Regions from separate parts of the Homo sapiens genome. Here region 2 is linked to region 1. The links are chromatin loops, found by intact Hi-C in ENCODE. Cell type or tissue: PC-3. All regions are shown on one strand. Each heading gives the region's core, and the rest is flanking DNA. Links, peaks and the distances in the headings are about the cores only.

Region 1 (5,388 bases), core at 334-5,333:
TAAAGGGACCACAGGCCCCAGGCAAGTCCGAAATCCAGCAGGGCAGTAAAACCTTAAAGCTCCAAAATGATCTCCTTTGACTCCACGTCTCACATCCAGGTCAAGCATGCAAGAGGTAGGGTCCCATGGTCTTGGGCCGCTCTGCCCCGTGGCTTTACAGGATACAGCCTCCCTCCCAGCTGCCTTCACAGGCTGGCATCAGGTGCACAATGCAGTCAGTGGATCTACCATTCTGAGGTCTGGAGGACAGTGGCCCTCTTCTCACAGCTCCACTAGGTGGTGCCCCAGGGGGAACTCTGTGTGGGGGCTCTGACCTCACATTTTCCTTCTCCACTGCCCTAACAGTGGTTCGCCATGAGAGCCCTGCCCCTGCAGCAAACTTATGCCTGGGCATCCAGGCATTTCCATACATCTTCAGAAATCTAGGCAGAGGTTCCCAAACCCCAGTTCTTGACTTTTGTGCACTCTCAGGCTCAACACCACATGGAAGCTGCCAAGGCTTGGGGCTTGCACCCTGTGAAGCCACTGCCCGAACTCTATGTTGGCCCCTTTCAGCCATGTCTGGAGCAACTGGGATGCAGAGCACCAAGTCTCTTGGCTGCACACAGCACGAGTGTACCCTGGGCCTGGCCCAGAAAACCACTTTTTCCTTGTAGGCCTCTGGGCCTGTGATGGAAGGGGCTGCCATGAAAACTCTGACATACCCTGGAGACATTTTCCCCGTTGTCTTGAGGATTAACATTTGGCTTCTCATTACTTAGGCGAATTTCTGCAGCCTGCTTCCATTTCTCCTCAGAAAATGAGATTTTTCTTTTCTATTGCATTGTCAGGCTGCAAATTTTTTGAACTTTTATGCTCTGCTTCCCTTACAAAACTGAATGCCTTTAACAGCACCCAAGTCACCTCTTGAATGCTTTGCTGCTTAGAAACTTCTTCCACCAGATACTCTAAATCATCTCTCTCAAGTTCAAAGTTCCACAGATCTCTAGGGAAGGGGCAAAATGCTGCCAGTCTCTTTGCTAAAACATACCAAGAGTCGCCTTTGCTCCAGTTACCAGCAAGTTCTTCATCTCCATCTGAAACCACCTCAGCCTGGATCTTATTGTCCATAGCATTATCAGCATTTTGGTCAAAGCCATTCAACAAGTCTCTAGGGAGTTCCAAACTTTCGCACGTTTTCTTGTCTTTTTATGAGCTCTCCAAACTCTTCCAACCTCTGCCTGTTACCCAGTTCCAAAGTCACCTCCATGTTTTTGGGTATCTTTTCAGCAGCACCCCACTCTACTGGTACCAATTTATTGTATTAGTCTGTTCTCACGCTGCTGATGAAGACATACCCAAAACTGGGCAATTTACAAAAGAAAGAGGTTTAATGGACTTACAGTTCCACATGGCTGGGGATGCCTCACAATCATGATGGAAGGCAAGGAGGAACAAGTCACGTCTTACATGGGTGGCAGCAGGCAAAGCAAGAGAACTTGTGCAGGGGAACTCCCCTTTTCAAAACCATCAAATCTCTTGAGACTTATTCACTATCACAAGAACAGCATTGGAAAGACTTGGCCCCATGACTCAATTACCTCCCACCAGTCCCTCCCACAACACATGGGAATTCAAGATGAGATTTGGCTGGGGACACAGCCAAACCATATCACTTGCCAACAGAAATACAATGCAAGCCACATTAGCAAAAAGCAAAAAAAAAAAAAAGAAAGAAAAAATTGATCTCAGTATATTTTATCTAGCTCAATGTATTCAAAAGATTATCATTGTCACCTGTAATCACTGTCAAAAATTATTAATGAGACATTTTACATCCTTCATCCTAAGTTTTCAAAATCTGGAGTATATTTTACATTTATACCACGTCTCAATTTGGACTAATCACATTTAAGTGTTCAAGAGCACGTGTGGCCAGTCTCTACCATGCTGGGCAGCACAGCAGTGGTAGATAAATAAGTGAACTGAATGGTTAATCAAGGCATGATAAATATGTTATTTGCCTTTTTTTAAAAAGTTGCCTTCTTATTGTCAGAAGCTATATGTGTAGTAATTCTAGGTGTTATCAGTTTCATGTCCCTGTTGGAGCTCTGCAGATCATGACAATGGCCTTCCCATTGTTAAGAAAACCTCATTCTCCCACTCCTGTCAAGGACCCACCATGGTCTCATAAATCTGCTGAGGGTTCCCTTACAGATAGATGTTTGTTTCTGCCACTTTACCATTTAATCTGTTGACTGTTTCTACACGTCTGTCAAAAAAGATACAGCCAGGCTGGGTGCGTTGGCTCACGCCTGTAATCCCAGCACTTTGGGAGGCTGAGGCGGGCAGATCACAAGGTCGGGAGTTCGAGACCAACCTGGCCAACATGGTGAAACCCCGTCCCTACTAAAAATACAAAAAATTAGCTGGGCATGGTGGCAGTTGCCTGTAATCCCAGCTACTTAGGAGGCTGAGGCAGGAGACTCATTTGAACCAGGGAGGCAGAGGTTGCAGTGAGCCAAGACTGTGCCACTGCACTCCAGCCTGGGCAACAAAGCAAGACTCCATCTCAGAAAAAAAAAAAAAAAAAAAAAAAAGATCCATCCATTTGCTATATGGAAATCATATTCTATCCTTTACTCTGAGAAGTAACAGTATAAACAAAGTCAGTACGTTGACACTTTCGTTGGGGGCTGGTGTATATTTGCTTCACCTGTTCTTTGTGCCTCTGTCAGAATGCTTATCTCCTTGTTAAATGTTGACTGAGCATAGTTCTTATTATGAGTCAGGCTAGTAAAATTGAAACTTAGTTTTGAAGTGTACAGGCAGTTTGGTGTAATGGTCACTAAAAAGGTTACAACCTATTAGATAAAATAACCTAATACAGGCCAGGCGCAGTGGCTCACGCCTGTAATCCTAGCACTTTGGGAGGCCGAGGGGGGTGGATCACGAGGACAGGAGATCGAGACCATCCTGGCTAACATGGTGAAACTCTGTCTCTACTAAAAATACAAAAAATTAGCCAGGCGTGGTGGCAGGCGCCTGTAGTCCCAGCTACTTGGGAGGCTGAGGCAGGAGAATGGCGTGAACCCGGGAGGTGGAGCTTGCAGTGAGCAGAGACCACGCGCCATTGCACTCCAGCCTGGGTGACAGAGCGAGACTCTGTCTCAAAAAAATAAATAAATAAAAATTAAAAAAATAACCTAATATGTGGAAATATAAACAAGATACGTAAATGAACTTACTCGTTCATTACTGCTAGATTTGGTCTGGAATAGTGTGTGTTTTGAAGCAAAATGCACTTCTAAAATAGTTTATAAGATTCAAAAAAATATTCTTTGTTGTTTATATAAATGTGTAGTTCTTTTCTAAAGTAATTATTTTTCTATTCTCAATCCCTTCTATATATCTAGCTTTTCTATTTATATGTTCTTCTCATTCCAGAACACTGACATTCAAGCAAATAACAATTTATACAGTTTATTTACATAGATTTATCAAGATACCAGGAATTTAAAGCCACTGCCAGCAATAAATCTGCTTATAAAAAGTTAATTTTATAAAATAAGAATGTCCAACTTGTCGCTTTTTAAATCTAAATTGACAGCAATAAAGTAGACAAAATTTATGTACTAATGAGAAAATAAAAACATTAAAATCAAATGAAAACAATCTTCATGCCCTGTCCTGTTTCAAACCCAGAATTATGTGATTTGTGGTTGATTAACCCTAAACTTCACTTGCCTTTGATTTTAAAACCTGTTCATGAGATATTTGACACTGATCAAATTCTTTACACAGTGAAAAGGAAGTGAGTTCTAAACTTTACTGGAAATCTCATTTTTATTTTTCTCAAGAGTTTGTGGAAATGTATTTTGAATATGATTCAACTGTCTTGGTAATGACCTTTTAAATCAATTCCCAGATACCCAACTTTTGCCAGCTAAAACAAGTTCTGCAGATGTTAATGGCTCATGTCAATACTGTGAATGAATAGACAGAAAACACATCATTGAATGTCTCTAGTGAGGACAACTGCCAGTCTCGAATCTCTCCTTTCAGTTTTTTGTGCTGATCAGGCGTGGGAGCAGAGGACTCATTGACTGTTTGTAAGCTGCTGTTTAATATGCAGAAATGCTCCATCAGGAAAATGAATGTGAAGCTTTAGCTGCCACGCCTCTACTGGGAGGTGGAATTTAGAAAATAATGCCAGGAGAAGCAGGTCTGAAATTTCTATGCTAATAAAGGAATAGTCTTGAACACTATGTGTTTTATAGATTTAAAACTACAAACACTGCTTTTCTCCTTGCTATATTGCTTAGGAAAGTCACTATCTAGATATTCCATTGCTGTAAATTACAGCCAGACGAATACAGATTTGGCAGATGGTGGTATAAAGCTCTTTCTTACAGGAGCTGCCCAGGAGCAGCTCTAGGTGTTCATTTAAATTATTGGCTCCTTTTAAAGAGAGATTTTTTTTTATTTCTCTGATATGTCTGACTCCTTCCTCATAAAATAAGACCTTTCCTTTCAAATGATTGGTCACATCCAAGTTTTCTGGGAAGATCTCAAAACCAAGTTGTGTTTCTAATTTCCAGAAGCTTTGATAAAAGTCAATAAGGTGATACTGTCCCAGCAAGTGGTGCTGGGAGTTGAATTCCCTGTGAATTTAAATAAACTAGACACCTCCCCAGAGGGACCGGTGTTTTCTTTCTGAATCTGTGGCTCTGGTTGAATTAGAGGAGGTACTTTTATGTGTTTGGGATAATTTAGATGTTGTTTTATTTTGCACGGGATATGTTCCCAATATTAACTACAATCTCAGCCTAACTTGAAATCGGCCTGCTGGTAGGCTACTTCACTGTTAAAGACCTTCTCTTTCTCCTTTAAGATATGTAAACTTGAATATTAAAATATTAGAGTGAAAATCTAAGGTACTCTATTGAAAGTTTCTGTTCTTACCTAGTCATTTCTTCTTTAAAAATAAATTAAAATGTTAACCCTTAAAAATCCAGGAAATACATTTTCTAAAAACATGTTCACCTACCTTTCAGTAGGAAAAATAAAATGATAAAAATGTGTTGATACCTTTCCACTTAAAAATTGTCGTAAAGTATAAAGCAGGTCATGCATTTTAAAATACACTTTGGAAACAAACATGTTAGTTTACTTGCAAATTATTTCAAATTTGAAACTTACTGTAAATATTGATTTGAGGGAGAATCTTAAATTTCAAGCTCGTAGTAGCCTTTGAATCAGCACCAAATATTAGGTACACAGAAGCTAGGGGACCATTCGTATTTACTAATGTTTGCCCACATATAAACTTACTAACATAAACTTCTCATTGTACGGTATTGATGATTGCAAATGCATTTAGAACTACAACTTTTGAGCCAAATCTTG
Region 2 (5,388 bases), core at 263-5,262, 56 kb after region 1:
GCAATGGCACGATCTCAGTTCACTGCAACCTCCGCTTCCCAGGTTCAAGCGATTCCCCTGCCTCAGCCTCCCAAGTAGCTGGGATTACAGGCGCCTGCCACCACACCTGGCTACGAATGTGCTCTCTAAAGCAGATGATGAAAGAAAGGTACAGACCATGAGTACCCAACAGGATGAGAGGATGCCCTATTCCAGACGAGCAGGAAGTTGGCCAAGTACCAAAGGGGCCCATGGGTTATCAAGGACTTACTTGATCAAACTGTAGGACCATTTTCTCTGTTCCCTACCCCTAATCAACAGTGATATCTGCCCTCCCGCAGTACTTAGCCTTTCATTTTTATTCTAAAGTATTTCATCTGCTTTCTGTTATTTATCCTTACTACACAGCTTTCTGCCCACTAGAATGCAAGTGACCTGAGACAGTGTCTGTAACTTCTTCTCAAGGCAACCATAAGCAAAAAGGTAGTACTAATGTCTCTATTTTACAAATGAGAAGACTGAGACACAGTGAATTTAAGTGGCCCAAAGTCACTCCACTTTTAAGTGACAGAGCCAGAAAACTAACCCAAGCATTACAGCTTCAAAATCCATGCTCAATCACCCTCTGGAATCCCATTTCTCATGTGTAAAGGGAGAAATATTTATCATCTAGTGTTTTTATTCATGCTTTATTTTATTCCACATTTTCATAATGCAGCATAAGCTCTCCGTGACTTACAATCCCCTGATATCAATAGGATATGTATAATATGATGCAATTGATCACTATTTCCCCAATAGATTTTCTGAAAAGTACATTGGATATTTTTGTTTTCCTCACAAAATTAGACCTCCTAGGTCTAATGTCACACAGAATGTAGAATTTCCAAGTAGACCACCTGGGTTCAGATCTGTCCCCTATGGTATTATCCGTCCTTGGGCACAGTGTTTAACCTTCTCGCCTTGATTTCTTCATCCGCAGGATAGGCATGATGATAATCCCTTCTTCAGGGTTGTGAAGATTCAGTGATACAATTCATAAAGCACTTGGGACACACATGGCGCTTAATAAATGTTATCCATTATTGGCATAACGACCTTTCAAAATGCAGAACTTCTATTTTTCACAATAATCGTGGCATGAGGATGTTGGATTCAAATTCTTTCTGAAAGTAACAAAAGCAGACAAGTTTCTGCTGTATTTTGGTGGTTTAGCAGATTGTGATGAGCAGCTCCTTGGAAACTCCAAAAGATTTTATTTGACCTTTGCAGCCTAATCTTTCTAAAATGGAGATATGATCCCATCCCCTCCCCTGTAAAATCCTTCCAGACTCCCTCTTGCATTTGACATCTATTCAAATACCATGGTGTTCAAGATCTCTAATCTGCCCCCACTTCTCTCTCCAGCCTCACTCTTCTTCTGGATTCTTTTTTTTGTTTGTTTGTTTTTGTTTTTGAGACGGAGTCTCGCTCTGTCACCCAGGCTGGAGTGCGGTAGCGCAATCTCAGTTCACTGCAAGCTCTGCCTCCTGCGTTCATGCCATTCTCCTGCCTCAGCCTCCCGAGTAGCTGGGACTACAGGCACCCACTACGCCCGGCTAATTTTTTGTATTTTAGTAGAGACGAGGTTTCACCATGTTGGCCAGGATGGTCTCAGTCTCCTGACCTCATGATCCACCCACCTCTGCCTCCCAAAGTGTGAGGATTACAGGCATGAGCCACAGTTCCTGGCCTTCTTCTGGGTTCTTAAATGTTCCTTGTTCTTTCAGGCTCATGGGTGGGTGCTTCTGTGCCTCTCTATGAATTCTTTACTCTGCCTGATATATTTTTTCCCTTATTTCCAGCCCCCTTCTCTTTCTTTCTCTGCCCTGTCTTCTTCATTCAAGTTCTACATGTCTTTCAAGGCTCAGGTCCAATGTCAACACCTCCAGGATGAACAGTGTCCTTTGTAAGTGCTGCCAGGGTATCCTGCACTCCCCTGTAATCGCAGTTACCACAAAGAGCAGGAAAAGATAACATGCTTCTTTTATAAAGCATCTATAACATTTTATCACAAGTATTTGTCTTTGTCATGATGCTGGGGGCTCCTTGAGTTGGAAGTGCATTTTAATCATCTTTTATTCATCTCACTCAGCACCTGACCCATAAGTGGTGTTCAGCAAAGAATTGTTGAATGGGACAATATCTAGAAATCTGCCACAAGATAGGCTTTTTACCTAAAATTGTGAATAATAATATCAGCTACCTGGCTTCCAGAGAGAAGGTCAAAGGCATGTACTGCATATCAATAATTACTTCGTGATATGATTTGATCTAGTATCACTGAATGCCATATTGCAATGAGGTACACAACATCTCTCTAATTTTAAACAATTTATGGCCAGTTAAATTGACTGGGGCATCCTGCTCAGGAAGGGAAATTTGCAGATGTGAACTCTCTATGAATTCCTTAGCATTAACTTGTCTAATGGACATAAACTGTTCTCCAAAGGGATGACAAATAAAAGTACAGCTACTAGAGAAATCTGGCAACTAGATGGTATTCAGTGGGGACAGTTCCACCCTCTAGGGGACGTGGTGGAATTGCATGGGGGAATCTTCCGCATTAGAGCGTTGGGGCGGAGGTGGATGTGCTACTGGCATTCACTGAGGGGGACTCAGTTGTAACCAAGATCCTACAATGCATGGAAGCAGCCCGCACAACAAAAAAGACTTGATGTCCATCGGCATGACTTTGGAATGTCCACCATTACTACTGGTGAAAAAAAAAACGTAATCCCATTTTACCTATATTTGTTGCACTGCCTTAGTATACACTGAATTCTTCAGATATACAGCCACTGTGCAAATCAAAGGATGATCAAACTTTGCTGGGAAAAAATCACATTAATGAAATCAGTGCGATTGTGTTTGAGTTGCCAGAATTACCAACTGCATCCGTCTGGATTTGAAGCTGTCACATCATGGTGATTTTGAATAAGGGGTTAGCATCTGTCTTTTTTAAGTCTGCCCAAACCTTTACATTTAGAAATAAGTTACTTCCCTTTCTTTCTTCTATTCACCATTGGGGCATTGTATTGATTTTTAAAAATTATGTGTGTAGTGAGTTATCTATAAATTTCATTTTAGGACTCATAAAGGGATGTCACAAAATATTTGTTCTAAGGAGAGCTCATTTTGGGGTCCAACAGGGCTGAGAATCACTGCCTTCGAAACTTAGGCTTATGCTCTTAAAATCTCCGATGAATTTTGTGCACAGAACCATCAAAATCTCAAAGCAGGTCTTCCGTTGCTGTTTGGATCTGTTTGTTTATGCATATCAACTCCAGTACAGACTAGCTGCAGGACCTTGGGCAAGTTGCTTCATTCCTTTGTGCCTCAGCTTTCGAATCTTTAAAATAGGAATTGTAATACTTTTCTGTTGGGGTTGTTTAGAGCATAAAATAAGTTAATACATACTAATACTTAATGCTTGGCTCATAATAAGAGCTTTAATAAGGTAACCTTAAAACCATTAAAAGGACCAAAATACTACAAACATAAATAAAACTAGTCTAATCGTATAGGAGTGCGCCCAAGATTATGTGTATAAATGTTCATCCTTTTACATGCAGCTGTTTCTTTCCTTAATTATTTTGAACAATTTGGGATACCCGGAAGTCAGGCCACTTTTAGATACAGGATAAAGCAGGAGACTAGAAGTCAGAGCCCCTCTGCCTTTAGACTGAGCAGAGGCCGAATATCTTTGAACTTGTTTCCTTAACTAGAAAATGAAGAGACAAGGCCAAACAACTCTCTTAGGACAGAATTCTGCCTCTAACTAATTGTGTTTGAAAACTGAGAGTGACATATGATAGTATGAATTCCTATAAATCTGGGCTTTCAAACCACACCTGCAGGGGCCAGGTAGGTAGCATAGCAAAAATAGATGGGCCAGGTGGGGAGACCAGGCAGGAGGCTGGCAAATGGCAGGTGTCCTGTCTGAAGAGGATTGACCTGACCCCAAGGCAGTGCAGGACCCCTGGTGCCACGTCCTCTATGTCATGAGAAGCCAGAAATCCAGATTCTTATGAGAAACGTCCTAATGATGAATTCTCTACAGGCCAAACACATCGGAGGGCTGTAGACTGAGACCTCCATAAAAATTCACTTCCTTTGCTGCTTTCACGAGCCCTGATATGGAATTTTTTTTTAATTTTAAAATATGAAGTATGTGTTAAAAACATTTCCTTTTTTTTAAAGAAGGATCGCTAAAGAGATAAAATGAATCACATTAAAATTTAAATAGAGTTCATGAAAATATAAAGTGTTTTATTTATTCTAATCCAACAAGATATATGCCCAAATATATAGTCATCAAACATAAAATTCAGGGGCACTGGAGATATATATAATATTAGATGATTATACCAATAGCTAGACTTTGAACTCCAGTTATTATTAACATAAAAATTACAGTATGACTACTAAATAATTAGTACAGTCAATGTGGTAAATACATTAAATTACAAATATTTACATTTGAACATAGCTCATTTTACAAATAAATGTTTTAAGCCCCAACTGTCCAACTTTCACTGAAACACTAAATGTTGCTGAACAAAAAGTCTGCAATAAATACTCCCTCCAGTGAGTGGGGGAAATGATTTTACATACACTCTGTGTTACAATGAATGTCTGAGTATATATTTAAAACTTTAAACTCCTCATGTGATTATTGAAACCTTGTATTCTGGAAAAACTCATATTGTAAACAAAATTTAGTTATTTATTTAAAAAGTAAATGTTCTCATTATGCTAATATTATTCATGGTTAGGTTACTCCCGAAATCATAAATAGATTTTTCACTGCCCCCTTAAGTTTACCTAATAGTTAATTTTTTAAGTGAACCTTTGATAATTACAATTAGGTATTTTTCTTTGCTTATTTATGAATATATTCCTATCATAACTCAATGAACAACTTATATGAAAAAGAAACATGTAGCCCTTTTCTAAGCAATATAGCTGAATGTCCAGTAAAACGTTTTTAGCCAGTTTGCAACTTTAAAGTCAAACTGCTGCATATTTTGAATAAAAGTAGCATAGATTGAAATGTAATGATCACATGTTTGCAAAACCAGAAAACAGTTCTCTGGTTTAGCCTTTCTGTGATTGGAGACAGGAACTTTCAAATTAGAAGGTGCTGTGTTTTCCTAGCATGCTCCTCCATGACACTGATCAGTTACAAGGGAAATTTTCTCAGAATTGCATGTGGCAATGGGAGCAGGGCTCCACCTGTCTGCCATCTGACTGAGTTGTGGATTCATGGCCTGGGCGTGTCAACTGGAACTGAAGTCTGGACAGCTCTTCCCAGGCAGTGGGGGCTCCTGCTGGAGGGGGTAAGCGAAATACTGGGGTGACACCAGG

The links. Peaks named below come from ENCODE experiments on the same cell type or tissue, not always from the same donor. Only the 100,000 strongest peaks of a DNase experiment are listed, where the experiment ranks them.
Region 2: a loop joins it to region 1, with 4 times the contacts of the local background. A loop is called at or near these places in 2 of 110 quality-filtered maps.

What each region holds. Positions count from the first base shown.
Region 1 is chr4:42,457,571-42,462,958 of GRCh38, reverse strand. The region is part of intron 27 of ATP8A1 (ATPase phospholipid transporting 8A1); the gene reads left to right. Among named protein-coding and RNA genes, the nearest start is that of SHISA3, 63 kb to the right of the region's middle. In PC-3, for the core only: no CTCF peak of the experiment used is centred there; a DNase peak (open chromatin) is centred at 2,728.
Region 2 is chr4:42,401,364-42,406,751 of GRCh38, reverse strand. SHISA3 (shisa family member 3) reads right to left here. Exons shown (of 2, transcript NM_001080505.3): 2 at 4,265-5,388. The coding sequence ends at 5,301. Among named protein-coding and RNA genes, the nearest start is that of SHISA3, 6.6 kb to the right of the region's middle. In PC-3, for the core only: CTCF peaks have their summits at 2,339, 2,542 (motif pointing left) and 5,249; no DNase peak of the experiment used is centred there.